Linked DNA regions of Homo sapiens: region 1 is linked to region 2. Evidence: read pairs that join two places in POLR2A ChIA-PET (ENCODE). Cell type or tissue: MCF 10A. All regions are shown on one strand. Links, peaks and the distances in the headings refer to the core of each region. The heading gives the core; the rest is flanking DNA. Region 1 holds the start of SYNE1 (spectrin repeat containing nuclear envelope protein 1). Region 2 overlaps SYNE1 (spectrin repeat containing nuclear envelope protein 1).

Region 1 (15,383 bases), core at 2,555-10,554, 67 kb before region 2:
TAGACATTATACTTAAAAGGCTTTTTGTTTTGTATTATTTTTTGGAATACTAAGTGGTGTCATAATTATCTGAAGGCCTCTAGGTAAGATTAGTGAGTCAAACACTTCTGGTCTGTAGGCAGCATTGATTGGCTGTCTCTCCAGCATTTATTGTCCTCTCCTATCTTCTTTGCAGTACCCACATTTTAATTCAGATACTGCACAGAATACTTCCCATTTGTTCCTGTCCTTTTCCATTCTGCTCTGTCCTGAAAGAATGACCAGCGTGGGCAGCATCACACTGCTCCTGCATCCTCAGGCTTCTGGTTTGTTTTAAACAATGGGGAATCCCAGTAGAAACAGGAGAAAACAAGAATATCAGAGTGCTAATTTCCCTAGTTCCCTCCCTAAGCTCCTCTGAGGTTACCTGTGTTCTCCCAGGGTCATTGCTCCTATCAATATATTATTCTCTACAGGACTCTTCCTTTGCATTCCAGTAAGCTCTCCCTCCCTGATTTCCTCTGGGCCTGGGATCAATAGCAGCTCTGCTCTTGCTCACTCCAAGTTCCCTGGCTATGTCTTATGGTTCCACTATTCCCCCTTCACACTTTGTAATTTGGCCCTTTGAATAAAACAAACCAAAATAAAATGGACTTCACCTCAAATTACCCTCATCTAGTGTTTGTGACTTCTGACTTCCCTTTCCTTTTGGGGCCAAATACAGGTATCTACACTTTGCTATGTAGGCCATTTGCTTCAGGAAGATGTTATGCCAATGATGGGTCTGACTGGGTGAAAGGCAATCAGAACATTTTATTTTTCTTCACCAAAGTGGTTGGGAGGAGGCCACTAGGCACACAACCTAAGCTAGCCTAATTAGAGCAATATTCAAGACATTCGCATGGAATTTTAGACACAAATACTTTCTCTCTCAGTGGGTGAAACAAAAGTATGTACCAGTCTAATTATTGCCGGTACACATCCAACAAACATAAGGATCAGCCTTAGAATGAACTCAACATGTGGACAGCAGAAAAGAAGAATAGAAAGAAACCAGATCGTTGATGTAAACTGGAATGAATCCTGAAACTTGTCCTTTTGGATTTTTGCAAGCTAATAAATCTCCTTTATTTTTATTTTTGCCTGTGTCCACTGGCTTTTCTTTTCCTGGCATCACAATGCATCTGAACTGATACATGTTCATCTGGTGATTTCTCACAAATTTTCCAGCTGGAAATAGATATGGGTAATGAAATAAACCAGGAAGGAGAAACTCACAAGTAAAGATCGTCTTTCCTTTTCGGAGGCTCCTTGAAGTATTTCCAAGTGGTGGATAAAACTGTGTGTGCTAGTGAGTTCATTCAGTCACTCTGGAACACTCTTGGTAGGAATCCAGTTAAGAAATTATGTAATCCACATGATCCTCTCCCACTGCAAACTCAGCTACAACCTAATGTCATTACTGGCACAGTTATCTTGTAAACAAAAGCTCAGTTCTAAATAGTATTTAGCAAAGCCATTATGCACAAGTCAGATAGACTGATAGTGGCCTATAAAAAAGCTTTTTAAATGATCCAGAAAATGTTAAGAACCTTTGAGAAAAAAAATAAAAATAAGGGCAGACAAAAGGTAGATGATATTAATTAATATATGATAAAGGCAAAGAAAAGTTGCCAATATTCCTAAATAATTACACAAACTCAAGGGGAATATGAAAAGCTCTACAACATCTCAGAAGTGGATGTATCAGGGGATTTCAGAGCTGTCTACTTATCAGAAACCATTTCAGACATAGAACTGTATATCCAAACAGAGCCAAAAGTACAATGACAGAAGTGCTTTAGAGTAGTTAAAAAATTATGAACCAAGAAGAAAGGATAATATTAAGAGCTGAAGGGAAAAAAATATATTTTTCTATTACTTTATACCATGAAACATGGGAATATCCTAATTGATGACCCATTGAAGATCAGGATGTCCCAGAGATTTGAGCAATCAGTTTCTAATGGGTTTGACAATAACGTAACTTTATAATTGATGGTATGTAGAATTCCATAAGGCATAGTGAGATTGGTATGTTCATTCATTTATTTATTCAACAAACATAAATTGAGTATCTTTTATGTGCTTGTTTTAAATGCTAAGAACATAAGAGTTAACAAATATACTGAAATAGCTGCCCTCATGGAGCTTACATTTTAGGGACAGACACAAAATAAATTAGATAAGTAAGAAAATATATATACAATGTTAGTGCTAAGTGCTGCAGAAAAAAATAAAGTATGGCATAAAGGTAGAATGTTCAAAGAAGAGTGGAGGGTGTTTAAAAATTTTATACAGGACATTCAGGAAAGAGTTCACTGAGAGGGTAATGCTTTGATGAAAGACCTGAAAAAAGTTAGAAGGCCAGACATGTGAATATGAGCAACTTTCAGAATTGAATTTGCCCGCAGAGAGAATATCATGGAAAAAGGTCCTGCAGTGGGAGCTTGCCTAGTAACCTTCAGGAACATCAAGGAATGCATGCAAGCTGCGGGTCAGTAAGTGAAGGGGAGGGTTGCAGATGGGGCTAGGTAGTTAATGAGGAGATGGGGCAAATCATATAGGGCTTTATAGATCATAAGAGGACTTCACTGTAAGTAATATGGAATGCTATTAGAGGGCTTTGAGCAAAGGAGTGACATCATCTGGTTTATGATATAATAAGATTTATGTGACTGTTACGTTAAGAGTAGCCTGAAGGCAGCCAGGCACGGAAGCTCACGCCTGTAATCCTAGCAGTTTGGGAGGCCGAGGAGGGTGGATCACAAGGTCAGGAGTTCAAGACCAACCTGGCAAAGATGGTGAAACCCTGTCTCTACTAAAAATACAAAAAATTAGCCAGGCATGGTGGCAGGTGCCTGTAATCCCAGCTACTTGGGAGGCTGAGGTAGAGAATGGCTTGAACCCAGGAAGTGGAGGTTGCAGTGAGCTGAAATCGCACCACTGCACTCCAACCTGGGCGACAGAGCGAGACTCTGTCTAAAAGGAAAAAAAAAAGAAAAAAAAGAAAAAAAGGGTAGCTTGAAGGCTAGAGATGATGTCTAGGGTAGTAATGGTGGAGTTGATAAGTAATAGATTTTTAGATTCATTAGACTTTTTGTAACCTACAGAAAAGTTTCAAGAGTATTACACAAAACTCCCTGTATGCCTTCCAACCAGATTCATCAGTTTGCTGACATTTTGCTCCATTTACTTTCTTTAACCATCCTTCTCTATGTTTCATTATATTATGTTTTCTGAACTACTTGAAAGGATGTTAGAGACATCATGCCCTACAATTGCTAAATATTTTAGAGTCTATTTTCTAAGAACAAGGATGTTCTCTGAATATGTTTTAAAAATAGAATCAACATGTTTGCCAATGGACTGAAGGTGAGCAATGAGAAAAAAAGAATTGTCAAGTATGATGCCAAGACTTTAGGCTTGAGCAACTGAAAAGGATGGAAGTTACCATTAAATGATGTGAGGAAGTCAAACAAAGGGGCAAGTTTGGAAGAAAAGGTCACAGATTTAGTTTTGGACCAGCTTTATTTGGGATGCCTCTTAAACTGCCTGGGAAGGCAATTGGATATAGAAGTCTGGAGTTCAGAAGAGATATCTGGGTTAGATACCTAAATTTGGGAGTTCGTAGCATACACATGATATTTAACACCATGAAATTGAATAAAATCCCCTAGGAATTAGTGCAGCTGGGAAATAGAAAAGCACCAAAGATGGAGCTCTTGGTCCCCCAAAGTCTAGAGGTTGAGGAGATAAGAGGGATGCAGCAAAGGAGACCAAGAAGCAGCCAGAAGAGAGAAAGTGAGGGAAGAGGCAGGTTCAGAAGCCAAGTGAGAAAACTATCTTGAGAAGGAAAGAGGAAATAACTAAATGCTTCTAATAGATCAAGATAGGGACAGAGATAGGAATATTAGGTTTAGCAAAGAAGTCGCTGGTAACCTAGCTAAGGTGGCATGCTGGGGGTGAAAGCTGGCCTGTGGTGAGTTCGGGAGCAAGTGGGAAGAGAGAAATTGCCAACAGAGTGTAGACCACTCTTTCAAGAAATTTTTCTTAAAATTTAGGAGAGAAATGAGGTAGTATTTGGAGTTTAGGTGGTGAACAAGAAAGTTTGTTGTTGTTAATATGGGAGGAATAGCATGTTTATATGCTGATGGGAATGAACTAGCAAAGAGAAAAGAAAGTCATGATGCTAGGAATAGAGAAAAACATTGTTGACAGGAAGGGATAGATCGAATATATAAGTGGAGGAGGTGGCCTTAACTAGGAGCTTAAAGAGTTCATTCCTAGCAACAGAAGACAAATTGGAACATTATATGCAGGCACTGACAACATGCATGCATATGCTAGTGGCAGCTTGTGGAAATTCTCTTTGATTGCTTAAAATAGTAAATAGGAAACAAAGTTAATAGCTGAAAATTTAGATATGGGGGAACATTTGGGGAAATCTGGGAAGATAGGAAAAAGTATGATATTTGTTTAGGGAAGTGGGAGAGTATATTGGTTAGAGAAATAGAGCATTCAGGGGCATTTGATTTAGTGATTTGCCATAAAGGCAAAGACCAGTTAGCATAAGGTAGTGTTCCCCCAGCCATATTCAGCAGTGTGGGTGCAGGCACGAAGTAGGCAGAGCTGAATTTAACAAGGGATGTGTGTTAGCCAAGTGAGTATGACAAGGCAAGAGGGACAGTGCTTGAGGATAAATTCAAGAGGTGAGTAGGATGGTTACATGTGGAATTTAAACCATTTTAAAAGGGATGAACATAAAGGGGGAGATAGACAATGAAAAAAATTGCAGAATCAACTGTCACTGAGCAGCCACATATGGTTAATGTGGGTTATGCACTACATACACGTAAGGTAACATCTTTCAGGTGGGCATCATCCATAAATGGAATTTAAGATTTGGGTACGCATTGTAATTTTCTGAAAGATGGCACTCAACCATCTTGTTTTATCAAAAGTGATCTTTTACAATAGTTTCCAAAAGATGGAGTTGAAATATCTGCTAGGCATGGTGGTTCGTGCCCGTAATCCTAACATTTTGGGAGGCCAAGGTGGGAAGACTGATTGAGCCCAGAAGTTCAAGACCAGCCTGGGCAACATAATGAAACCTTGTCTCTACAAAAAATAAAAACAAAATCAGCCAGGCATGGTGGCAAGCGCCTGAAGTCCCAGCTACTCAGAGGCTGAGGTGGGAGGATTGCTTGAGCACAGGAGGTCGAGGCTGCAGTGAGCTGAGATTGCACCACTGCAGTCCAGCCTGGGTAACAGAGTGAGACTCTGTCTCACAGAAAAAAAAAAAAATCTTGAAGAATTCAAACAAAGGCATCCCAAGGGCCATCGGTGACCCTCCCAATGGATGTGAGGTCCTATTCAGTTGAGGGGTTATTGGAATTGGAATGCAACAGGGAGAGTACTGGGAACAAAAGAGTCAGTGATCAGAGAGTGGAGTGTTTCCAGTTGAGATTATCATCACAAATAATTGTTACTGTTCATCATGACAAGGTCAAGACTATGATCACGGGAGTGGGTGGCTAAGTAGAGGAGAGACCAATGGTCTAAGAAGATCAACTCCCGAAGGAAGCATGGGGAGAAAGGGACAAGAACATTTCACTGGGGAATTAATATTTTAAAATTTATTCAGCAATGCTAAAATGTTTCATTTTTTAAAAAGTATTAAAATCTTAACTTTTAAAATTCTAAAACAATATTAATGTTAGAGTTATAAGAGATTTAAAAGATTTAACTTATTAAAGTAGAATTTCTGTACATTTTTCTTTTTTTTCTTTTTTTTTTTTTGAGACAGTCTTGCTCTGTGGCCCAGGCTGTAGTACAGAGCACAATCTTGACTCACTGCAACCTCTGTTTCATAAATTTAAGCGATTCTCCTGCCTTGGCCTCCTGAGTAGCTGAGATTACAGCCGTGTGCTACCATACTCAGCTATTTTTGTTTTTGCAGTTTCAGTAGAGACAGGGTTTCACCACGTTGGCCCACCTGGTCTCGAACTCCTAAACTCAAGTAATCCACCCACCTCAGCCTCCCAAAGTGCTGGGATGACAGACATGAGCCACCGCGGCCAGCCTAGAATTTCTGTAAATGTTAATTTCAGTAAACATTTGCATTCACCAGTTCACCCAAGTCTGTGTTTGTACTGGATACTGTTTCTCGGCAAACAACCTGCATTCACTCCTCTTTCTGTGCTCTCTCCTGTATCTCTGGAGCTAGAAGTTTGGGCATTACATTTCTCAGGCTCCCTTTCCTGAGGGGTTTGGGTGAAATTTGCATTCTGCCAGTGCTCTCACATGAGATTTGGAAGGCAATGTAGACACTGAGAAATTCTCCCTCCAGCGGCAACGGCAGTAGTTTTACAGAGGCTGGCTGAACACCCAGCTCCCTCACCAGGCCTAGCCTCTGAGCAAGGGCAGCTGTGATGCTGTTGGCGGTTTGCTGCAGTATCTTGACCTCTGGGTGGCAGCAGCAACTTGCCGAGCTCTGGATTGCACTTGCAATGGTGCTTACCTGAAAGCTGAAGGCAGCCTGATGATGATCACTTCTCTAGCCTTTCCAACACTCCTTAAGTTGCTTTGATTTTTCTTTAATGAATCTGGACTGACACAATATTTCATGCCAAGATTGGTTCCAGAGCTTCAAAGATGAGAATCTTGTTGTTTGACCTGGTTGCATTTGCTTACAGTGATGACCTAATTGCCTAATTCTAGTGCAAAATAGAATTATGAAGAGACATGGCACATGGTGGCAAACACTTCCTTGAATTAACACCTGTGGTTGTCGGAAGTGAAGGACCTATTGAAATCAAGAATTGTGGAGACTAAGTTGACCGCTGCTCTAGAGTCTGAAAGTAGGAAAGAGAACGAGAAAGACCATGGGGTGTGTCATCTACTTCTGACTGCACCAGAGACCATAGAAAGAAAATGGCAAGCTGGGAAACTTTACACTTTTGGATCAAGGCCTGGTCAAGGACTAGAGGACTTCTAGGACCCTTGTAGCTACATTGCTGATATAGCCAAAAATCAGACCTAAGGTCCGCTTCTGCATGTTGCAAAATTACAGCATAAAATAAATTCAAAGACTTGCCAAGTCTCTTACATGAAAGCTAAAGTTCTTATTGTAAAGAGTGGGCTATGAGAACTGGAACAGGGGCATTTGTAGGATTTGGGTGAATCCGAGGACTTTGAATGCAAATCCTCCTGAGGCACTTACTTGTCAGGAAAATAAGTCCCTCTGTCCTCGTTTGTCCTTTCTCCCTTGTCAACAGACTATTGATTCCACTACAGGCCATTACGTAACAAGTGGCTCCTAGATTTCTAGAAGACCAAGCCGGACCTCTACTGACTACATCAAGACCCTGACTGATAAAATGCCCCTTAACCTTTAAAAAGTAAGAGAGCTACTTTGATTGAAGTTTCACTGCACTGTGTGTACAAGTTGGTTTTGAAGAGATTTAAGACTAAGGGAGGGAGGTGGAAGAAGAGAGCCATTTGTTGAGTTGCACACGTGTTCATTTGAATAAAGATGCACTTCTGGTAGATCCTGGGGCCGCTGCTTTTGATAAATCCACAACATATTTTAATTACGGCAAGTTTTGTCATGGTATCAACACAGATACTTAAAGTAGGAATGACAGAAGTAGAAATGATTATTCGGGTTGGGCGCAATGGCTCACTCCTGTAATCCCAGCACTTTGGGAGGCCAAGGCGGGCAGATCACCTGAGGTCAGGAGTTCGAGACCAGCCTGGCTAACATGGTGAAACCCTGTTTCTACTAAAAGATACAAAAAGTTAGCCAGGTGTGGTGGCGCATGCCTGTAATCCCAGCTACTCAGGAGGCTGAGGCAGGAGAATCACTTGAACCCAGGAGGCAGAGGTTGCGGTGAGCCAAGATTGCGCCATTGCACTCCAGTTTGGGCAACAAGAGCAAAACTCCGTTTCCAAAAAAAAAAAAAAAAAAAGGAAAGAAATGATTTTTCTCTGATTTCATATGGGCACAATGTCTCATATTTTACAAATGTATAGAACACCATGATGCAGGCATTGGGATGAAGCTGGGCTGAAGGCAATCTGCAACTGTTGCTATCTTTGGTACCTCTTGCTAATGCAGACAGGGGACCTTGGGGGCCCAACTACAGTGATATATAAGAAGAAGATTCTTTGTAAAGTGAGACAGAATGAAAAGACGGATGAGGAGGACAGGCCCTGGGCCTGGTGGAGGAGGAAGTCAGGTTGCTGTCCTGGCAGCTGTCTCTCAGCCTGTGATGGCCCTGGGATTGTATTTTGTTGCTCTCAGGAACTGGTGTCCTAGCTCTATTAGGCTATTGCAATGTGAAATGGAGAGTGATGGTTTGCCAACTTCAGAAACATCTAGACTAATAGTAATAATAACTAGAAGCATAATAATGATGCTAATAATATCTTTCATTTATTGACCACATGCCAGGCACTGAAGTGCTGAGTGCTATTCAGGCATTAGCTCATGTAGTCCCCACAACAGCTCTATGAATGAGATACTATTAGAATCCTGAATTGCAGGGTTGTAAACCTGAATTCACAAGAGGTTAAATTCCTAGCTAAAAATCACATAGGCACTTAATGGTAAAGCTGGGACTCAAACCCAGGCCTTTCTTGCTTTAAAACCCAATACTTTAACCATTATACTTTTCTAACTTCCTGTTGACACATGTCTTAGTCTGTTCGGGCTGCTGTAACATAATACTATAGTACAGGTGGCTCACAAACAACAGACACTTACTACTCACAGTTCTGGAGGCTGGAAGTCCAGGATCAAGGCACCTTCAAATTCAGTGTCTGGTGAGAACCCACTTCCTGGTTGATAGATGGCTGTCTTCTTGATGTGTTCTCACATGGTGGAAGGGGCAAGGACTTCTCCAAGTTCCTTTTATTAGCACACTAATTCTATGCATGAGGGTTCTACCCTTATGACCTAATCACCCCCAAAGGCCACACCTCCTAATACCATGACACTGGGGATAGGTTTCAACATATGAGTTTGGGGGTGGGGGAACATACCTATTCAGTCTATAGCACAACATGGCCTTATGCCCTGTAAGTTTTATCTATTAAATATCTCTCAAATCTGTCTACATTTTCCCACCACCATCACTCTAATAATAAATACCACAGTCTTTTCTAAAGGATTACAGCACCACCTTCCTAACTGGTCCATGTTTATTGATTCTGGCTCCACTTCTAATCTGTTTTTTCACATTTTAGCCAAAGAGAACATTTTAAAACATAAATCTAATCATGTTGCACTGAGAACACTTTAATGGCTTCTTGTAAAGGGCCATCCCTTTGGTTCAGTTTTTAAGACTGGCATAGTCTGCCCTTGGCTCTGTTTCCAGCTGTACTGGGCCCACCATTCCCTAAACCTCCTGGCCCCTCCCTTGCTTTTTCTTCTGCAACCTCATCAGTCTTCCTCAGTTCCTGCAATGCACCATGTGCTTTTCTTCCATAGAGCCTCTGCATATGCTGTTCCTTCTGTCTGGAGCGCTCTCCCAATTTCCCACCTGCTCACGTTCACCTAGTTCCTGCACCTCACTGTTCAGATGTCACTCCCTTAGCAAAGCCTTTCTAATCCCTGAAATAAATTAATTCCCCTCCTTTTTTTTTTTTCTGAGTCTTGCTCTGTCACCCAGGCTGGAGTGCAGTGGCACGATCTCAGCTCACTGCAACCTTCGCTTTCCAGGTTCAAGCAATTATCCTGCCTCAGCCTCCCGAGTAGCTCAGATTATAGGCGCCTACAACCACGCTGGCTATTTTTTTTTTTTTTTGACAGAGTCTCACTCTGTCGCCAGGCTGGAGTGCAGTGGTGCAATCTTGGCTCACTGCAACCTCCGCCTCCCAGCTTCAAGTGTTTCTCCTGCCTCAGCCTCCTGAGTAGCTGGGCCTACAGGCATGCGCCACCATGCCCAACTAATTTTTTATATTTTTAGTAGAGATGGGGTTTCACCATGTTGGTGAAGCTGGTCTTGATCTCTTGACCTTGTGATCTGCCTGCCTCGGCCTTCCAAAGTGCTGGGATTACATGCATGAGCCACCGTGCCTGGCCAATTTTTGTATTTTTAGTAGAGATGGGGTTTCACCATGTTGGCCAGGCTGGTCTCGAACTCCTGTCCTCAAGTGATCTGTCTGCCTTGGCCTCCCAAAATGCTGGGATTACAGGTGTGAGCCACCATGCCTGGCCAACTCCCGTTCTTGAAAGCTCTCATAGCAACATTTGCCTTTGCTTGGAGAATGGGGTTTTATAAGTATTTGTGTGGTTCTCTGATGAATGTCTGGCTCTTCCCCCATCATACTGTAAGCTCCATGAAGGCAAGAGCCCGGTCAGAGTTTGCTTACCACGGTAGCCCCAGCACTTAGGACAATATTTGTTATGTGGTAAGTGTTCAAGCAATAGCTGTTGAGTAAATGGAGCTACAACACCCTTCCCTGGGGTGTGTGAAACTGACAAGCCCTTTGCAAAACTCTAAAATGTGCTTAGTCCTTCTACAGAGGATAAAGTTTAGCTGAGAATGGGATTTCAGCTGTATAGGGAATCAATGCCAGCAAGACAGCTCTATGCTTCTGTCTGTCTCAGCCTGTGAGAACAGAGATTAGGCCTAGTAGAGGAGTTTTAGTTGGTGGAAGCAATGTTTCAGGCTTGTGTTTTAAGTGGCTCACTTCTCAAGTAAGTAAACCCAAGAAAGTAGTTGCTTAACGTGTAGAATAGCAAGTTGGTGGCCAGGTGCAGTGGCTCACACCTGTAATCCCAGCACTTTGGGAGGCCGAGCTGGATGGGTCACCTGAGGTCGGAAGTTTGAGACCAGCCTGACCAACATGAAGGAACCCTGTCTCTACTAAAAATACAAAATTAGCCAGGTGTGGTGACGCATCCCTGTAATCTCAGCTACTCAGGAGGCTGAGGCAGGATAATTGCTTGAACCTGGGAGGCGGAGGTTGCAGTGAGCCGAGATTGCACCATTGCACCCCAGCCTGGGGAACAAGAGCGAAACTCCATCTCAAACAAACAAACAAACAAAAAGAATGGCAAAGTTGGCACAATAACTTTCTACCCATCTTCAAAAGCCGGCAGGGTGGATTGATTCTATGAAGGTAGGGATTGAGAGGGTGAGCTGAGCCATTCTGATCTGTTTCTTCTGAGTGGCAAGCCTGGAAATCTGGACCCCATTTTGTGGCCACTGGGCACAGAGGGCTGACCTGGAATAATTATGCTCTGGTGGTTGTCTCCACAAGGGGCTCTGGGGGTGCCCCAGGATTGTTGCCCTCAGGCAGAGGCAGGGCATACATTGAGAGTGATCCCAAACACTCCTCCTCCAGGCCCAACTTTTGGAGGTAGCAAGTTCTGCAAATAGAGATCCATTGTTTGGTTTCTCTCTCTAAAAAAAAACAAAAGTCAGCACAAAGAAGAGGAACACATCAGATTGGTTTACCAGATTTGTTTCAGATGTTATTATTTTGACACGATCCAGAAGAAGGAGAATTTGAAGAAAATGGAAAGCTAGGCAGTGGGAATGTTGGCAGCAGGTAAGGGAAAGGCAGGCAGCAAAGAGAAACTTCATCTACTTTATAAACTGCTCCTTCCTTTCAGCAAATTTAGAGGATAAATGACTGTTTTGTTCAGATTGGAGATTCAAGGGGGGGATTATTACTTTTAAGATTATTGCAACATGGCTTCGATTATTTTAGCTGCAATCATCCTGTTGGACTTGGACTTCACTGTTGGTGAAGAGAGACTGTGTTTGACTTTGCCTGGATACCATAAAACCACAACAAAATAAATTCTCCTGAATGCTACCAGGCAACACCAAGATCTCTTACACCACGAGAAGGACTTGTGGCCAAAGATACAAATGGCTCCGCAATGTACAGGGTGCATACAGTGCACCTGAAGAACCTAAAAGTGGTTTTTAGAATCATCATAATAAACAGTCAAGAATTAAAGATGTCAAGCGCTTTCTCAAGAAGTCTAAACTTTATACATAACATTAAAAAAGATCTATAAAGCCTGACCAGTCTCCCTCAAATTAAGTTATTTGCTACTGACTTGGCAGCCAAAACGATTTAGGATCTTTCGGAAGTTGATGAAAAAGGAGCCAGCGGGTTTTGCTCTTTGCTCTGCATCACGCCCTTCCTGGGACCATCAGGGAACCTCCCAGCCTTTCAGGATAGGTTCCGCTCAGAAAGGTCACCCGGGCAGTGGAAACCGTGGGCAAAAGTTAGCTGGCAGGACAGCGCAGCTCCTCCAGGCAGCGGAGGCAGCGCGTCCCGGCTCTCAGGGACATTTCCTTCCCACCTCGACCCCCGGGAGGTGGTCCCGGTATAAAGGCTCGCTGAGCGGGTGGGTCACAGCACAGCTTTGCAGCTGCGGAGAAACGCCCAAGGCCGTGCATCTCCAGGAGGTAGGGAAGCCTGCGAGCCTCCGGGTCCCCGCCCCCAGCTCTTCCAGGCACCGGCGCATCCCGGAGCCGGGCGCGGGGCGCGGGGCACGGAGCCGGGGAGGGGGTGTGGCGGGCCAGGGCGGTGCAGGGACCCTGCCCAGAGGCTGAACCGGCCTGGGCGACCTTCCTTCCCGACAGGAGCAGTAGATGCGTGGGGGAGGGCGAAGGGGGAGGCCTCACCCCCCAGCGAGCAGCCGGGAGGAGGAACCGGTCGCGGAGGGCGGGGAGCGCGGCTGAGCAGCCCGGCGCGGGAGTGAGTGTGGGCGAGCCAGCCAGGGTGAGCGCGGGCGCCGGGCCGCGGCCGCCGGCCGCAGCGGGCTGAGATTGTTGTCCTCTGTCACCAGGGCGGCTGGGCTCCCGCAGTCCTGCAGACCGCGCCCGATCCCGGCGACAGGGCGGGCGGACAGCCGCGCATCCCCGGGGTCCCGCCGAGCCTGGGCGCAGAGAGCCGGGAGGAAGCGTTCGCTCGCTTCGCCTTGCTGCTGGGAAACTGAACGAGGCCGAGAGAGAAGGTAAAAGGAAAGACAGAGACTGGGAGACAGGGAGAGACAGAGACAGGGAGAGGAGAGAGAGGTGCAAGACGAACACATTGCAGACAAATTGTCAGCAAGTTTGTGCCTGCACGCTGGGGCTCTGCGTGCTTGATGGGAGGGGGTGGTGGCAGTGATGTGTGTACGTGTGCGATACTCATAGATAAGGAGACTAGGAGGTTGGGGAGCCTCTTTGCATCTCGTACGTAGATGTCCCTATTAATATCCCCCTCTCTGAGTTGTCATTTCCGCTTGTGGCACATCTCCTGGGCTCCAATGGTGCAGAAGCAAAAGGCAGCCAGCCTCTTATTGTGATGGTCGGTACTGTTGCTACTATCAGATGGGAGAGGTAGGGCGTTGAACAGATTCTAGGAGCCTCCCTTCCTCCACCCCCTGACTATTTTAGGAAGGGCTGGGGGAGGGAAATGGCTTGAAGGCTGCGCGGAGGCCCTGGCGCGTCAGACTCCAGCGGCGCTGTCATGGTGCAGTTGCTTCCCGGCAGAGCCTGCACTAGAGGGCAAGAGAACTTTCGTCTCCTCTTTATAAAGATACGTTTCACATAGAGAGATCTTGCATTGCTGGCGGAGGAGTTCTGGGAAATGGTGGTGCACAGGCGGCCAGGTGCATCCCAACGGGCAGGCATCCGTGCAAAACGAAGCAGCCATCAGCCGCACAGGAAGAAGCCCCTTGGGAAGGCAGGCTGGGTGTGCTGACTGGGATCCCAGACTTTGGATGCTGGAAGTTCTGCCCCCTTCCGTAAATAGAGTCAGGTCCAGCCCAGAGGGAAATATCAGCAATGAAGCCTTAGCATCCCACAATGTTCATTTCTGAGCTTTTCGTTTTGGGGTGGAAAACTTGTATCTGAAATGTTCCTGTGAATGTTAAGAAAGTTAAAAATGAATTATTTTTCTCTTCTTTAATGCCCATCCATTTTTTGTCTTCATCTGAGAATGACTTTCCTAAAGACAACATTCGTATACAGAAGCCAGACCTATGCAAGAGAAAGTATAATAATTTTCAATGAGGCAAAGGTCATTAATATGACCTACATCTTCATAAAATGCGAATTTAATCACGAGTCATGACGATTGTTCTTTGAGAGGCTTTTTATTCCCCATGGTGAAAAAAGATTTGTAGTATGGCTAAAAAGTTCCTGATATCACCGGAACAGTGTGACAAAATACATATCTATTTTTTCTTTTCTGTTCATTACTTTGTGGCAGATTTAGAACAAAATGTGAGAGATCTATACTAACTTAATATGTTTCATGCTGAAGATTAAGAAACAGCTTCAGACTGACCCAGATAACAATATTTGCTAGGCTTTGGAAATATTTGCCTAGCTCTTATTTTATAGTCTCACTTTCATCTTTCTGAACTAATGATTTTCACAAACTGGTTTTCTTCTGTCCTCATTGACCTCATTTAAGAACTCTTTTTTACTTGAGTCCTTCCTGCCAGGGAGAGGAGATTGGAAAAAGCTAGTTTGCCATTTAAAAATGTTCAAGAATTGTTTGGTGCTGCACTGGGCCTACTTTCTGATAACTATGCTGCACACACAGCATCTTGGAAATGAAAGGAGGTGTGACTGTCACAGGATGTAGGAAGCCCATAACTGGGCAAGGTTGGTGGCATTTTCACAACTCCAGCTCTAGCTACTGCAGCCACACCCTGTGGTCTGAATGTGACAGGCATGCAGGGCCCAAACGCCTCTGCGAGGTCCTCTGTGTGTCTCCTCTTAAATGTGTACTTCTTTGTGGTCTAATCTAACGAGAACTAATGTTTGGCAAGGTGTGCAATATACTGTAGCAAGGGAAAAAAAGAAGGTTGCAGATGTCTTTGGTTGTAATTTATACTTTAGGCTTACAATAAACAAAATTTAATTATGACACTGAACATCTTTCATGCTGATTTCTGCTATACACTTTGTCTTTTGCTTACTTGTTCATGTTCTTCTATGGAAAAGATCATTTCTTATTGTTACTCTGTATAATTCATACTAGTGAATAAGAAACAGCATTGTTCCCTGATAACCTGCACACATTTATTAGTAATATACTTACATTAATTCAAAGATATCCCTGTTCTTCTCTTTTAGCCATCTTAGTATTCATTAATTAGTACCATTATTAATGGGTGAATAGAGAAAAAAATAATTAAATTTAAAATTAAACAGTATGTGAACTCTCTTCAGCAAAAGACTTGAATAGAAGGGAAACTGAAATTTATTCATGACTAAAAATTTTATTCAATAGTGGGTTTCAATATTAGTGCTATTCTTATACATGTTTAGACATTTAATTAATATCTGTACTTCCTGCTGTTGTGAATCTGTTTATGTGTTTATGTTCTCAGT
Region 2 (15,383 bases), core at 3,926-11,925:
TCTCTTTCTTTCTCTCTGTCTCTCTCTCTCTCTCTCCATATTTATTGAAACTTTGTGGCCAGGCACTACTGCAAGTGTATATGACATGTGTCATCTTATTTAAATCTCACCAGAACCCTAAGGAAAACTTTAATTATTGTGCTCCCCGATTTAGCAGATAAGGGTATCGAGGCACAAGTGTCATAATCTGCCAAAGATCACAGAGCTAGGGAGTGCCAGTGCCAGGATTTGAAAGCAGGCAGTCTGGTACCAGAGCTTCTGTTCATAACCCCCAGGCAATAATGCCTTCCTATACATTGCCTCTAAATCCATCGCAAAGATGCACACAGAAGAGATGTTTTTCTCCTTCCTTGTGTGGCTATATCTAGTTTTTAGGTAATGTTGAGTAGGATAAACATATTTGTTAGGACTCCTCACCTCCAGTCCATCCCTGCTTTTTTACTCTCTGCCGCAGGCCCACCCGAGTCTAATTCTCCCACTTTTGCTCTCAGGAAAAGAGCTGATAAATTCAGTCAAATGACCAGTGAGGCATAGTGCTCTCTTCCAATGTCCCTTTTACAGCAGAAATGAACCATTGATTCCAGACTGACAGGCTCATCTGAGTCACTGCCAGCTTTCAGGGGATTGGAGGCTGATAGGGGGATTTGAGGTAGGAGAAATTCTGGAACCTGTAAAAACAGACACAGCCTATTTTACCAGTCTCTGGAAGTAAGGCGTCTTCTGTTTCTCTAAGTTTTCTGATAAAGGTCCCACACATTGGAATTGTTGTAATAAAACAGGCAACATTTATAGATTTCCTATTTTTCTGCACAATCCTCACAGTAACCTTAGAAAGCTGGTGACACTATTTTTATCCTCATAATAAGGGAATGGGGCTCAGTACAGTGAGGTAATGATGCCCAACTAGTAATGATAGAGATGTCACTGCAAAGCCTGTCCTCCCAGGGAGGCAGATATGGGTTGAGGGTGTGAGAAAGGGAAAGTTGTGATGATCCTAAAGGCCCCTCCACCCTGAGTGACCTTCATTTTAGGATGTGACGCATGAAGCCGGGGCACACTAGAAGTCCCAACACACAGTGGTTCCTTAATGAGGGTCACTGATTTAGGATCTGAGCAAAGGTAACTCAAAATATATATTTAATGTATTCCCTTTGGTGCAAAGTAACTTTTATATTACTCAGTAGCAGCTTATTTATTGGTCTTTGTCAATAAAATAATTATAAAATGTATAAGATTTATAACACTTCAGAATCTCTCCACTCCAACAAAGTGACCACTTGATTTTAATAGCACTTCATGATTTTGTCTGTATTCATAGCAAAACAATTACTAAATAGAATACTCTGATGAAAAATTTTAAATATGATTGCAACCTTCTACAAAGTATTTAGAAATTATGAAATAAATTTATATTGTAGAATTACAGATTTCAGCAAATTTTGAAAAGGCCACAATATATGTAAGTGGCCAGTATACTCTTTAACAAAGATGAAGTAATTTTAAAAAAAGATGGAAGTAATAGACACTGAAAACTCCAAAAAAGGGAAGGATGGAAGGAGGCTGATGATTGAAAAATAACTTATCAGATAGTTTTCACTGTTTGGGTAATGGGTACACTAGAAGCCCAGTCTCCACCAGTACCTTATATTCTCTTGTGACAAACATGCACATGTACCCCATGGATCTAAAATAAAATAAAGTTATATATATATTTATTTATATATATGTAAAAAGTTTTGAGCACTGGTAACCCATTTTAAGCTGGCAACATGTATATGTAATATGTAATATATGTGTGTGTGTATATATATAAATTTGACTTAAAATTTAACTCAGTGTGTGTACACACTCATGCACACACATGTATATATACACATATTTGAATACTTTTAGGGGGTGAGTGGGACTAGGTAAGTAATGATATTGTTATTACAAGGAGAGATGTGAGAGATACTATGAGAATGTTTAAGACAAGGTGCTACAGAGAAGGGAAAGAGAACTTCCAGATATGATGATATTATGGGAGATCTTACCTTTGAACTAGGTACTAAGGAGAATTTTTACCAGCTGCCACAGAAGAGCTGAAGGTATTCAGAGTGTCAGGCTAACTTGAAAAACTTCCCTTCAGGCAGGCAGCTGGTGGGAAGTCCTGGCTATGTTTGGGAAGTAGGGGGTGGAGGGGGATACGATTTGGCAGAAGCAAGCTGTATGTCATACAACTAGCTCTATGTGGGTTATTGGTGACATGACTAGGAAGTAGGTTGAGGCCAGATTGGAAAAAGTTTTGAGTACTGGGATATAGAGCAAAAAGCCTGCTAGGCACTGGTAACCCATTTTAAGGTGGCAAGGGAGTGATATTATCAGAGTCAAGCTCTGAAAAATTAATCTAGTGTTCACAAGAAGAGTGAATCGGATAGCAGAGACTAGAGTGGGGAAGACAAGAATAGATGCATAAGAATCAGCAGGGGACATTTACAAAAATTCAAACCCTGGATCCCACCACTGGTGATTTTGACTCAGTGAGTCTGGAGCGAGCCAGGGGTCTGCAATATTAACAAAACCCCCAAGGCATTCTTGGGCTGGTGGACAACTAGGTTCCCTTTAAGAAACATCAAGGGAAAGTGATGAGGTGTTTGCACTAAAACTGGAAAGGGAGGTCTGAGGACAGGACAAGGAATGAAAGCAAAGGTGACGGATGAGACGTTGGTGTAGCGAGAGGGGCCATGAGCAGTGGGAAGTTGGTGTGCTTATGTCTGCTATAGTACTCACCACATGGTAACTGCATGTTTACATGGTTATTTTCCTACTCTGAAGTCCCTACATCATCCTTTTAGGATGCAGTGGCTACTTAGTAAATATTTCTGGAATGACATTATTCTTTGCACCCTCAGAGACTCCTGTGTACTTACTGGTGAGACTTCTGGTCTCTCTCTGGGTAACTGGGAGGTCATTTGATTTGAGGTACAGGCTGAAGGTTGTGGCTGATGGAGAAGCCCTCTCACAACATTCCAGTCCCTGGCCCACTAGGGCATCCCCTCTTACCTGTGCAAATAAAAGTCCTAGTTGATTCAGGCCCATACATGGTTTAGCCTGCTGCACTTCACCGGGAATTCAGAGAGCTGTCAGTGCTATGTTGAGGGCATTCTCAGGGAAGCAGGTCTTTGCACACATCAGTAGTTCCTGAGGCCTCTCTGGAAGATGTATTGTTCATTTTAACTAGGTAGGTTTTGCTGAAGTTTACAAAGTAGAGACTAACTGATCAATGAAGAATGGAACACATTGTATAAGAAGCCAAGAGAAGAGCAACATTACAGGTATTAACAGATGTAGCCCAATGAATGCCAAATACTCTTCCTGCAAATGTTTACATCTAAGTGTACATGTGTTCTGGTCATTTGTGGCTCTGTAACAAATTAGAAAACTCAGTAGCAAAAAACAATCACTTTTATTCTCACACATTTTGAGGATCGGGAATTTTGGATAGGGCTCAGTAGGAATGGCTTATCTCTGCTCCACAATGCCTGGGTCCTCAGCTAGAAGACTTAAATACTGATGGCTAATATGCAGAAGAGTGACACTAGACCCCTTCCTTTCACCATATACAAAAATCAACTCAAGGTGGACCAAAGATGTAAAGGTAAAATCTAAAACTATAAAACTGTAGAAGAAAACCTAAGAAATACTATTCTAGACATAGGCCCTGGCAAAATTTCATGATGAAGACTCCAAACGCAATTGCAACAAAAACAAACATTGACAAGCAGGGCCTAATTAAACTAAAAAGCTTCTGCATAGCAAAAGACACTGTCAACTGAGTAAACAGACAACCTACAGAATGGGAGAAAATATTTGCAAACCATGCATCTGACAAAGATCTAATATCCAGAATTCATAAGGAACTTAAACAAATCAACAAGCAAAAACTAAACAACCCCATTGAAAAATGGGCAAAGGACATGAACAGACGTTTCTATAAGAAGACACGCATGTGGACAAGTATATGAAAAAATGTTCGACATCACTCATCATCAGAAAAATGCAAATCAAAACCATGATGAGATGCCATCTCACACCAGTTATAATAGCTATTACTAAAAAGTCAAGAAATGACAGATGCTGGTAAGGTTGTGGAGAAAAAGGGAACACCTATACATTGCTGGTGGGAATGTAAATCAGTTCAGCCACTGTGGAAAGCAGTTTGGAGATTTCTCCAACAACTTAAAGCAGAATTACCATTTGACACAGCAATCCCATTACTGGGTATATACCCAAATGAATATAAATTGTTCTACCATAAAGACACATTCATGCAGATGTTCATTGCAGCACTCTTCACAATCGCAAAGACATGGAATCGGCCCATCGATGATGGACTGGGCAAAGAAAATGTGGTACATACACACCATGGAATAATACACAGCCATAACAAGAATGAAATCATGTTATTTACAGCAACATGGATGGAGCTGGAGGCCATTACCCTAAGCGAATTAACACAGGAAAAGAAAACCAAGTACCACATGTTGTTACCTGTAAGTGGGAGCTAAACATCGAGTGCATATGGACACAAAGAAGAGAATAACATAGATACCAGGGTCTACTTGAGGGTAGAGGATAGGAAGAGGGTGAGGATTGAAAAACTACCTATTGAGTACTACGCTCATTACCTGGGTGACAAAATAATCTGTATAGTAAACCCCCAACACATGCAATTTACCCATGTAACAAACCTGTACATGCACCCCCTGAACCTAAAATAAAAGTTGGAAAGAAAAAAAAGTGACACAATAAGAAAGGAAAAGAAAATGCTGGTGGCTGGAATCTTCTGAAAGCTCTCTTAATACATCTGGCAGTTGATTCAGGCCTGTGGCTGAGACTTTAGCTGGAACATCTGCCACATGGCCTCTGCCTGTGGCCTGGGTATCCTCACAACATGGTAGCTGAGATCCAAAGGCAGGTGACTCAAGAGAAAGAGCCAGACAGAACTTTTTGCCTTTAAGACTTAGTCTCAGAAGTCACACAGCCTCACTTCTTACATATCCTACTTGTCACAGCAGTCCCAATAGCTCACCCAAATTCAAGGGGAAGGAAAAAAATTTCTACCTCTAAATGGGGTAGTAACTAGGTTCTGGAAGAGCATGTAAGACCAGAAATATTATTGTTGTCATCTTTGGAAAATGCAATCTTCTACAATATGACTTAAAAAAAGAAATACTCTTAGTTACTAAATTTAAACCAATGGAGCCTATTTTGTGAGAAGTAGCAAGTAAAATATCATTATCTTTACTATAGATTTGCATTTCTTGGTTATAGCCATATGAAGTCAAATCTCTTCTGAAATAAATTAGAATATTAACTTAACATCTGTTTCCAAAGACTTGATGGATTTTTAAATAAATAACCTGGAAACAAAAGATGGCTCTTACTGTTAAAAAAAATAAAAAGTTAATGAAATAAACAGAGAAGTGACAGTCATATAAAATGTTATTAGATAAATTCATAAAATAGATGTATGCATAGTAATTAGAGGTCAAATTCTTAATTATGAAAGTTAACAGGAAAACAGGGTTATAGACTTCATAGGGTTAATAAGCCTTAAAAATTTCAAAGGGAATCTTGAAATCAAAGTTAGATACTGGAATTAAAGAATATGAAGGGTTTTGTTTTTATTTTTGTTTTTTTATTTTGTTTTTTGAGATGGAGTCTCACTCTGCTGCCCAGGCCATAGTGCAGTGGCACAATCTCTGCTCACTGCAACCTCTGCCTCCCATGTTCAAGTGATTCTCCTGCCTCAGCCTCCAAGTAGCTGGGATTAGAGGCACATGCCACCACACCTGGCTAATTTTTGTATTTTTTGTGGAAACGGGATTTCACCATGTTGGCCAGGCTGGTCTTGAATTTCTGACCTCAAGTGACCTGCCCACCTCAGCTTCCCGAAGTGCTGGGATTACAGGCATGAGCTACCACGCCAGGCCAAGGATATGAAGTTTTCATATTATATTGTGGTAATGAAAGATGTTAACATTGGGGCAGACCGGGTGAAGGTGTACATGGGATCTTCCTGTGTATTTCCATGTAACTTCCTGTGAATCTGTAAATATTTCATAATTTAAAAACTTTTTGAAAAGTGAAAAAAATATAAAGTTTCAGATTTCATGAATTTAACAAAAGAAAAATAGTTTGCAATTGTTTCACTGCCTATTGTAGCAAAAAAAACCATTTTTGCTATCTAGATTTATATATTTAGTAGAAATAATGACACTTTACACATATACTCCCACACTCACAAAAACACCGCATCAAATCACAGAATATACAGGGAAAAATGCAGGATGTAGAGAAGATGTGGAGTTTGTTATTCCAAGAAACATTTGCTTCTGGTTGTTACTTTCTAAGTAAGGCCTGTTGGATACTATAAGCATTTTGCAAGTAGGCAAGGTATAGTATAGTAAATAAGTAAATTATTTTATTGGCATATTGCTTACAAATCTAAATTAAAAAAAAAAACAAAACAGAAAACTCAAGCTTGTAATAATGGGGAGTTGTGATACAGTCTAAGTGAATGTAGACCTTCACTCCAACTCCCGTCTGGAAAATCACCAGAGTTTAGAAGCATTTTCATAGTTAGAGAATTTTTTTTTCTTTTGTTGTCGTTGAGATGGAGTCTCGCTCTGTCCCCCAGGCTGGAGTGCAGTGGCACCATCTCGGCTCACTGCAAGCTCCGCCTCCCGGGGTCACGCCATTCTCCTGCCTCAGCCTCCCGAGTAGCTGCGACTACAGGCGCCCGCCACCATGCCCGGCTAATTATTTTGTGTTTTTAGTAGAGACGGGGTTTCACTGTGTTAGCCAGAATGGTCTCAATCTCCTGACCTTGTGATCCACCCGCCTCGGCCTCCCCAAGTGCTGGGATTACAGGTGCGAGCCACCGCGCCCAGGCAAGAATATTTTTATGATTTAAAATGCAGTAACGATGTCATTTCTTAGACTCAATTGTTTTCATGGATCTTGGTGAGTTCTTGCAAAGTGGCAATTGTGTTCACATTTCTGCCTAAAACCATGCACCCTAGGTTAGCAATGTGACTTCTTTAAAGCCCTGCATTAATTATACTTCTAATAAGATTCTTTCTATCGTTGAGCCACTTGCAACAGCAAGTTTTATTCTTTGTCAAGAACAAAAACACTTTATTAGCTGCAGTGATTGTAGCCTTCCTATCTGAAGCTCAAATTAATTTAAAGAAATGACAAAAAAATGCCTTCTTAACATATGAACAATTTTGATTGTCTGACAATAAAAGCTGGCATTTTATATGTGTATGTGTCTCTCAAGTTATTTTTAAATTACTAAAAATGCTATTTGCTTTAGACCCCAATCTATTTTCCATATATCTTTTGTTAGTGCTCAATCATGAAGTCAAATTGTGTCTCCATTTCCTGTTTGCTTTGAGGGTGATCTACTCTTCTTTAATCTAATCGGACTAAATGTGATTACACTCAGGGAAGCACAAATTCAAAGTTGGATTTTTCCACTAATTCTTGACAGCCAGATTTAGAGGAGTGTAAAATAATTTCCCCACTTCCTGTAGCTAATTTGAATAGGAAGGTCAAGAATCTGGCTATCTGTCCTTATACCTGCTGTGACTGAAAATATGACAAGGTTTTGAAAGCCTTTGTTCTGTGTGCCCCTGTGTCACTTGGAAAATACCTGTGTCTTTTTGGGGTAGCCTGCATCCCCTAGTAGTTAATTATTTAGTTACTTACCTCTGACAGATCTAACAAGGTAGGCCTTAGAAGTTAATCTGGTGGCAAAAGGAGTAGGTTTAGAAAGGAAAACACACCAAATTGCATAGGATTTGTCATCAAGAAATTTGAGTATAATGTACTCTTGGAAACTGAGTGATTGGAAGAAAAACCTAACACTGTCTAAATACATGGGAGTGTTGTAAACTGCATAGTAGGACTCAAAAACCAAGACTGTGCTATGTGCTAGTATTTCTGCTGTAAATGCCTAGTAATTCCTTATTCCCAATCTGTAGTTGGACCTTGAACACTGGCTCACGCAAAGCAAGTTCTATTGATTTTATTTATATCCTATAGATACAGAATGTGAATGCATACCAATAACTGCAAAAGCAAGCAGCTAACGCAGATTAGAGTTAACATTAGCAAAGAAAGATGGGTTGGTACTTATTTTTTTGAAAAAACACAGCAGGAACAATTTAATAGCTGACTGAATTGCTACCAGAAAGACATGCACAGGCACGTTTGCTGATTAGCCGAGGTCCACTTTGTTCTTATTTGGCAGATTATGCAATAGCCGTTTCCCAGAACATTACTAATAATGCTGCAAGAATTATAAGAGAAAGTTTGTTTACACTGAATATTTTAAAAGAGATTACAGTCACCTCAAGTTGCTAAGATAGAAAGTAATAATGTAGCATGCATTAAATGCCTATTACATTCCAGGCACTGTGCTATGTGTTTTGCATATACATTGTTCATTTAGCTTTCAAGCAACCCTGTGAGGTAGCTGTTAATAGTTTCCTCATTACAGTGATGATGAAACTGATGTTCTGATAGGCTGAGAAACTTGTTCAAGGTTGCATAGCTAGTAAGTTGTGGCAAATCTAGGCTGTTCTGACTGCAAAGATCATGTTTATTTATGTTGACTCCACAATCTTAAAATGGAACAACAGCCTATTGGATTACTGAACTGTAGTGAAATGCAATATAACTTCTCTTTTTCATGTTTTCAGCAGTTTGCATAAATAAATTGTTGAACAACTATTTTAAGATTCTAAAGCTGTGGTTTTTGAATTCTAGTTCGGATAAGAATGACATGAGGAGTGTGTTCCAATGCAGACCTCTAAGCCTTGTCTCAGAGAGTCTTGGGGCATCTAATGCAGAACCCAGGAAGCTCCATCTCTAGTGAGCATTGCATTCTGATGTCATTCGTCCATGAAACACATTTTGACAGATACAAATCTAGAGGCATGTAATTCAGCCCAGACCACTAAATAAAAGCTTCATTCAGAATTGTTCTGCTCAATGCAGTATGACATTAGGAAAAACTTTATCAGGTGTTGCTCCTTGAAATAGTCCTTTAGGGCATTTATTACATTCCCAGATTGAAGACCACCATCCTATACCACCGGAGTTAGAGAAAACCTCATCAACTGTACCCACCACCATCATGTGTCATTCAGGGATGGGATTATAGCTTAGATGGAAGAGTTCTTACATTTCATGTTTGGTACATTCATTCACATTTATTTTTCTTAAGAAAGCATAATTCCAATGGTTATTCTCTTAAAATAAGTACTTCCATGGTGGCTTAAAGAACCTAAAGCCACAGAAATGAAAAGCAAACAAAATTAAAAACAAACAAACAAAACAAAAAACAAACCAAAAACAGCTAAGAGTGAACTGACGTTTCAAGAGTCCTGCTCTATAAGGATTTGACTGAATGGTGCCTGTCCCAAGGATCTGAAAGTGTTAGTGTGCCTGAAAAAAACAGAAGTTAGATTATACATTGGGGAAAATTACTTTGATTACCTTAGTTACTTCAAATACCTTAATACTTTCATGCAAACATATAAAGTGTATATCCTTCAAGTGGGGTTTTCCATGGTTGAGAAACAACTACGGTATTTACTTAGCACCTATTATGCTCATCTCCTTTCCTTCCCTCAAAGCTTCATTTAGTCCAATTAATGAGATAAGATTTGGATTGATTACCAGACTGCTTAAGCTTAATCAACCAACAAAGACTGAAGAGAGTCATGAAAGAAGTGAGAGCAAGAGGAGGAAGGGCATCCCAGTCCTTGTTGTTCAATTACAGCAATTAACTGTCAGGTGCAGAAAGGAAAGGCAAGAACAAGAGCAAAGAGGAGGTAATTACACAGGGTTGAGCTTGGGGATGCCTTTGCAGAGGTGCAGACACGTTTCTGAGGCAACTCTCCAGATCTCATCTACGAAAACAACAAATATATATTATATATATTTCCTCTCTAAACCTACTCCTTTTGCCACCAAATTAACTTCTAAGGCCTATCTTGTTATATCTGCCATATATATATATATATATGTATATATTTATGTGTATATATATATGTGTGTATATATATACATATATATGTGTATATCCCATTATATATTCCATAACTGTAGATTTGGCCCATTTTCTCCATTCTCACCCCGTTATGAGGCTCAAATCATAGTTACAGCTGGGGACTTCATTTAATTTGTTTTTAAGAATCTGTAACTCATAAAGAGATGACTCAGAGCTTGGTTGAACATCTCTAATGTTTTTGCTTCCCCCAGCTCCCACAGCCCGTAAAGTTAAAATATGTTCTGTGCTTCCAACAGGTGAAGCAGAGCTTTGATGCTATTATGCTGTATCTAACAATGAACCTGTTTTGTTTCTTAGTCATAGAAGTTTGCTGTATATGATGCATACTCTTTTAGGATGGGTAGATGCTATTGTTACTGTTAGTTTGATCATTTTCTTCAAAGTTTTAAAAAATAATTAACCTAATTCTTGAGCATATGAATTAGAGTGTCAAGGTAACAGACTTTTATAGGGAAATCTTCAGAAAATGTAGGCAGAAAAGTTATGATTTATGAGAGTCCCAATATTACATTCTTGACATTTCTTGAAGATAGGTTCTAAATCTTCTTGAACATTTTTTCCTGTTTTCAAAATTAGAGAATGGTAAGTTGGGGTCATCTGAGGAAAGAAGAGTTGTGAGCAATGGAATCCAACCTGCTTTTTCATCACTTCTCTTCAGTTTCAGTTAAAAATGTCAGCCTTGGAAACCATCATTCTCAGCAAACTACCGCAAGGACAAAAAACCAAACACCGCATGTTCTCACTCATAGGTGGGAATTGAACAATGAGAACACATGGACACAGGAAGGGGACCATAACACACCAGGGCCTGTTGTGGGGTGGGGGGAGGGGGGGGGATAGCATTAGGAGATATACCTAATGCTAAATGACGAGTTAATGGGTGCAGCACACCAACATGGCACATGTATACATATGTAACAAACCTGCACGTTGTGCACATGTACCCTAAAACTTAAAGTATAATAATAATAAAATTTAAAAAAAAATCAGCCTCCTCTATAGAGACCTCAAGTAGGTAATGCCCAGAGGGGAGTCTCCACCTCTAAGTGCCTCGCCCTTAGAAAAGTATTCCTTTCTCTTTCTTTACCTTTAATTTTTCATTGCCTGAGGATATTCAACAAGGTGTTATCTAATTCGAGCAGTTGACAATGAGGTGTGAATGTCAAATAGACATTCCCAGAAGGAATCCTTCCCAGAAGGTGTTTACATTCCTAAAATGTTTATTAGACCAAAGGCAACTCCCTCTTTCAGAATTTGTGGCTGATTTGTTTTTGTATGCTCTGTTGGCTTTTCCTGCCTTCCCTCATAAACTAAATGACCCAGAAAACATCAACACACATCATTCACACACAACACCCATGAACAAATACCATGGAATAACTTTTATTCCACAGCTTTTGGCATTACACCAATTCATTCCCCTTACCTCCGCTCTCTCTCCTTTTTAAGTTACTCTTCATCCCTAGCGAAAGTGAGTTGCCCTTCAGGAAAGACTTTTTCTGGAACGAATCTTTCCAACTGCAGAGGAGCTTTTGAGTATCTGGCAACGATGAGTAGTATTACTGACATTCTGGTTTTGTGACGTTGGGCGGGTCATAGACTCTGGAGCTGTTTCCTAATCCATAAAAAGTGCTCTTATTCTAGAAATCTATTATTCTGGGAGTCCCCTTATTCTGTTTATTGGCTTTGAAGCTCTTCCAATCCAAACAATTTCTCCCATAAGTCATAGGAAATGAGCACTTTTACAAAAAGCAAGACATTGAGGACTGAAGTGAGTCATTCTAACAGCTAATTAGATTGTTGTGCATTTTGGATACATGTAATTAATGGACCCTCCTTTAAGAATAGTGAGAAGAACTGAATTGGCAAAATGGACAAAAATAGAACATACTTTGGTTTGTAAAAGTTTGAATTTACGTAAGATGGTAGTAACATTACCTCAATTGTTACACTTCATTACAGTAAAATGCTAAGTATTATATTATGCAATGACAATAGAAATATCACTCAGACACCTCAGAAGTGTCATTAAAGATGTAGGCATTATGCAAAAATATATTTGATTTCTACTTGCCTTTTCAAATGCTTCAGGCAAAAGGTCAGTCCAAGATTGCGGTGATAAAGCTGCCCCCACCCCAACCCCTTCTTTAATTCAGGAAGTGACTAGAGTTTTGTTATTGTAATTACAAATATGATAATTTCCTGGCAAGGAAATTTTTAAAAACTGTGATGATGCACAAACTAGCATTGAAAAATTTAAAAAATGCATTGAAAATAACAAGTTAGTTGCATATAGCAAGTAAGTAGAAAATGATTAAAAACTAAATTTAGTTACATGTTACTCTTTCCTTTTTAAATTATTTAAGAAAATACACTAAAATGTTAATCTTTTCTCTGCCAGGGAAAATGCCTCTTTCGTCACAGTAATTGACCCAATACAGATACAGCCATAATAAAACAATTTTGTTTCCTGAGACCCATTTTCTTTCTCTTTGTGGGTACTTTACAGTCACGGATTTTGGGTTAAATCACACCATTTTATTAGTGACAAGAAGTTAATTTGCATGCTTTCTTCCTTCCTTTTTTTTAGGGTAAAAAGTATACACATATAGAAATTAAATATAAATCCTCCCCCTTCATCATGCAGCTGTCATGAAATGCCTCTGAAGGATTGTAGGTGTGTAGCTCTAAATTTCGTGGTGCTACAGGATTCATATACATGTATTCTCCATTCCTTCAGAAATTGCTGGCATTTTTTGTTTGTTTGTTTCTGCACATTGAATTTTTCTTTCTTCCCTTGATTTTCCTTTTCTGAAGACCTAGAGTCAACACAAGTGCCAGTTCTCAGCTAGAGATCATTGCCAAGGCTGTTATTTTAAAAGCAAGCCTAGTAATCAGTACTTTGCTTCCTGTTCTTAAGCAATCTCAGAAGACAAACCAAGTAGGGGTCATTTCTATTCCATTGGGTTAAAAGAAACCTCAGAATGGAACACATTGTAAGGTAATGTTTACAGGTTAAATTTATTGAAACTAAGTAACTGAGATAGAAAGTTGTCAATTGAAAAATATCTCTGTATTACTGTGTAGGTCAAAAAAGACCAGAGTAAACATCAAATTAAATAAGCAGCTTGATTTCTGAGCAAAGTCCCTTCCCTTCTTGCTTTCTGAGCAATGGGATGAATCCCCCTTTGTGCATCCCTTTCTGAGACTGGGCAGGGCAGTCTCGTGAATTCCTCCGCATCTGGCTGCCTTTAGGAGAGAGCTCCTAGATAGATGCTTACCTTACTTATTGCTGTGAGTAGGAGTTTTTTTGTTTGCTTGTTTGTCTTTCTCTTTAGTGAGGTACACTACAAAAGAAAGACTTCTTACCATGATAGTAAGGACTGAACCTTCCTAGATAGCTCCCTTTATTAATTTGTAGAAGGAAGGGGATACCATTGTTTTGATTGCCTCTGATTAAGGGAACAGCTGTTAGTAATCTGCAAGACCCGCTTCCTGGTGGGAATAGGTGCAGCACACCACCCATCCCGAAGTTTGTTGGGATGAAGGACTAAAATAACCCAGTGCTGAGACTGGAGATCCAACGTGGCCTCAGCAAGTCCAGCCTCTAGTGCTGGCAAGGCTGCACCTCCCCAAAAGGGTCAAGTTGACCACGTTGGCCTTTAACAAGCAACCTTTTTGTTTTTCGGAGATCTCACTGACTACCCCATCTACCTGACCCAAAAGGTATGCTAATTCCCTGGCTATCCTGTTCACAGGAGAGAATCTAAATATTATACACAGAGAAGGAAGAGTATGAGTTTTATATATGATATAGTAATGGTTTTATAGGCAGAGATTCAAAAGATTTTTCTGAAAGCGTAATATTTTGATGTGTTCGGGACAATCAAATACCTACATAATATAGAGGAAATAAACTGTTTTAACTTTTATATAGCTTGGTGCTGAGAAAGAACATAGGAGCAACAGAAAATGGAAGATTGTGTTTTTTATTTTGCTGTGATTTCATAATGATCTATTTAGTTATTATTAACATGGAAATAATTGAAGAATTCAGCAGAGTTGTCACACAGGGTCTAGACAACACGAAATAATTGCTAGACTTATGCTTTTTGTTTTTAAATTATTTCAGAAACTAAATTGTAAACTAAATTGCAGGTCAGTCTATTCAGTAGACTGAAATAACTAAGAACACATCTTAATGACAGGCTAAGATCGTATTCAGATCACCTGTAATTTAATAAAGGTGTATTTATTTTATGAAAGTATGGCCTCAAGACTTGTTTCTACAGCTATTTTACTAGCATCAAAAATCAAACAAACATATCTTTACCATCAAAGAGAGGTGGTTTATATACCCAAATTGTTTTAGGCAGAGTGCAAGAATTCACACTTCTAGGGCCATCTCCAAGAAGATCTCTGAATTAATTATACGTGTGGCTCTCCACTGGCAGAGTATTTGAGAGTATTTTGGATGCAGCTTGTGTATATTCTTTTTTCTTCCTCCATTTCTTCTCATCATCCCTAAAGCTGCTTATGACCCATTTTTTCTATTCTACTACAGATATGCAAATCTAGTTGTCATTTCTCACAGTGTAATTATTGATTATCTTTACTTTTAAATCTTTAAAATATGGTCTTTTCTCTTCTTTATTAAACTTACTTAAAAAAATCTAAATTTAACAATGGGCTAAGCTATATAAGCACTGATACATATGCTTTTCAAACATAAACTTCTGTTATCCTACCAACAACCTTATGAGGCAAGTGCCATCATTACCTCCATTTCACAGATGAGGAAACTGAAAGGAGAATCTAGATAACTTGCCCATAAGGTGATGATTAAACTAAACCCAGGAAATTGGATGCATGCTGGGAACCACTGCACCACAAAATTTTCTACAGCTTATGATCCATACAGTGATCCCAAAATTTGATTGTGCATAAGAATCACCTGGGTATCTTGTTAAAGCCGATTGCTGATCTGCTTCTGTAGGTCAGGATTGGAGCCAGGAATTTACATTTCTAACAAGTTCCCAGGTGGTGCTGATGCTGCTGCTCTGGGCACTTTAAGGACCACTGATGTATGATAATACTGAGACTAGGAGCAATAAAGAACTAATTCATTAATGTTACTTAATCTTCATTATAAGAGTTAAAAATACTGGCTTTCAAAAATGGCAACTTATTACAGCTCAAAATCTCTTTCTTTTTGTTTAAAAGTTACCCCTGGATATTATGCTTATCTCATTGT

What was found. ChIA-PET counts read pairs that join two places held together with the same protein. Peaks named below come from ENCODE experiments on the same cell type or tissue, not always from the same donor. Only the 100,000 strongest peaks of a DNase experiment are listed, where the experiment ranks them.
Region 1: POLR2A ChIA-PET joins it to region 2 with 7 read pairs; 4 of 35 experiments call an interaction of 5 or more read pairs at or near these places.

What each region holds. Positions count from the first base shown.
Region 1 is chr6:152,634,264-152,649,646 of GRCh38, reverse strand. It overlaps SYNE1 (spectrin repeat containing nuclear envelope protein 1), which reads left to right and starts at 12,285. Exons shown (of 146, transcript NM_182961.4): 1 at 12,285-12,458; 2 at 12,842-13,009. RefSeq lists an enhancer at 14,658-14,787. In MCF 10A, for the core only: a CTCF peak has its summit at 6,479 (motif pointing right); a DNase peak (open chromatin) is centred at 6,476.
Region 2 is chr6:152,568,905-152,584,287 of GRCh38, reverse strand. All of the region lies in intron 3 of SYNE1 (spectrin repeat containing nuclear envelope protein 1), which reads left to right. Among named protein-coding and RNA genes, the nearest start is that of SYNE1, 61 kb to the left of the region's middle. RefSeq lists an enhancer at 11,021-11,583. In MCF 10A, for the core only: no CTCF peak of the experiment used is centred there; DNase peaks (open chromatin) are centred at 8,277 and 11,727.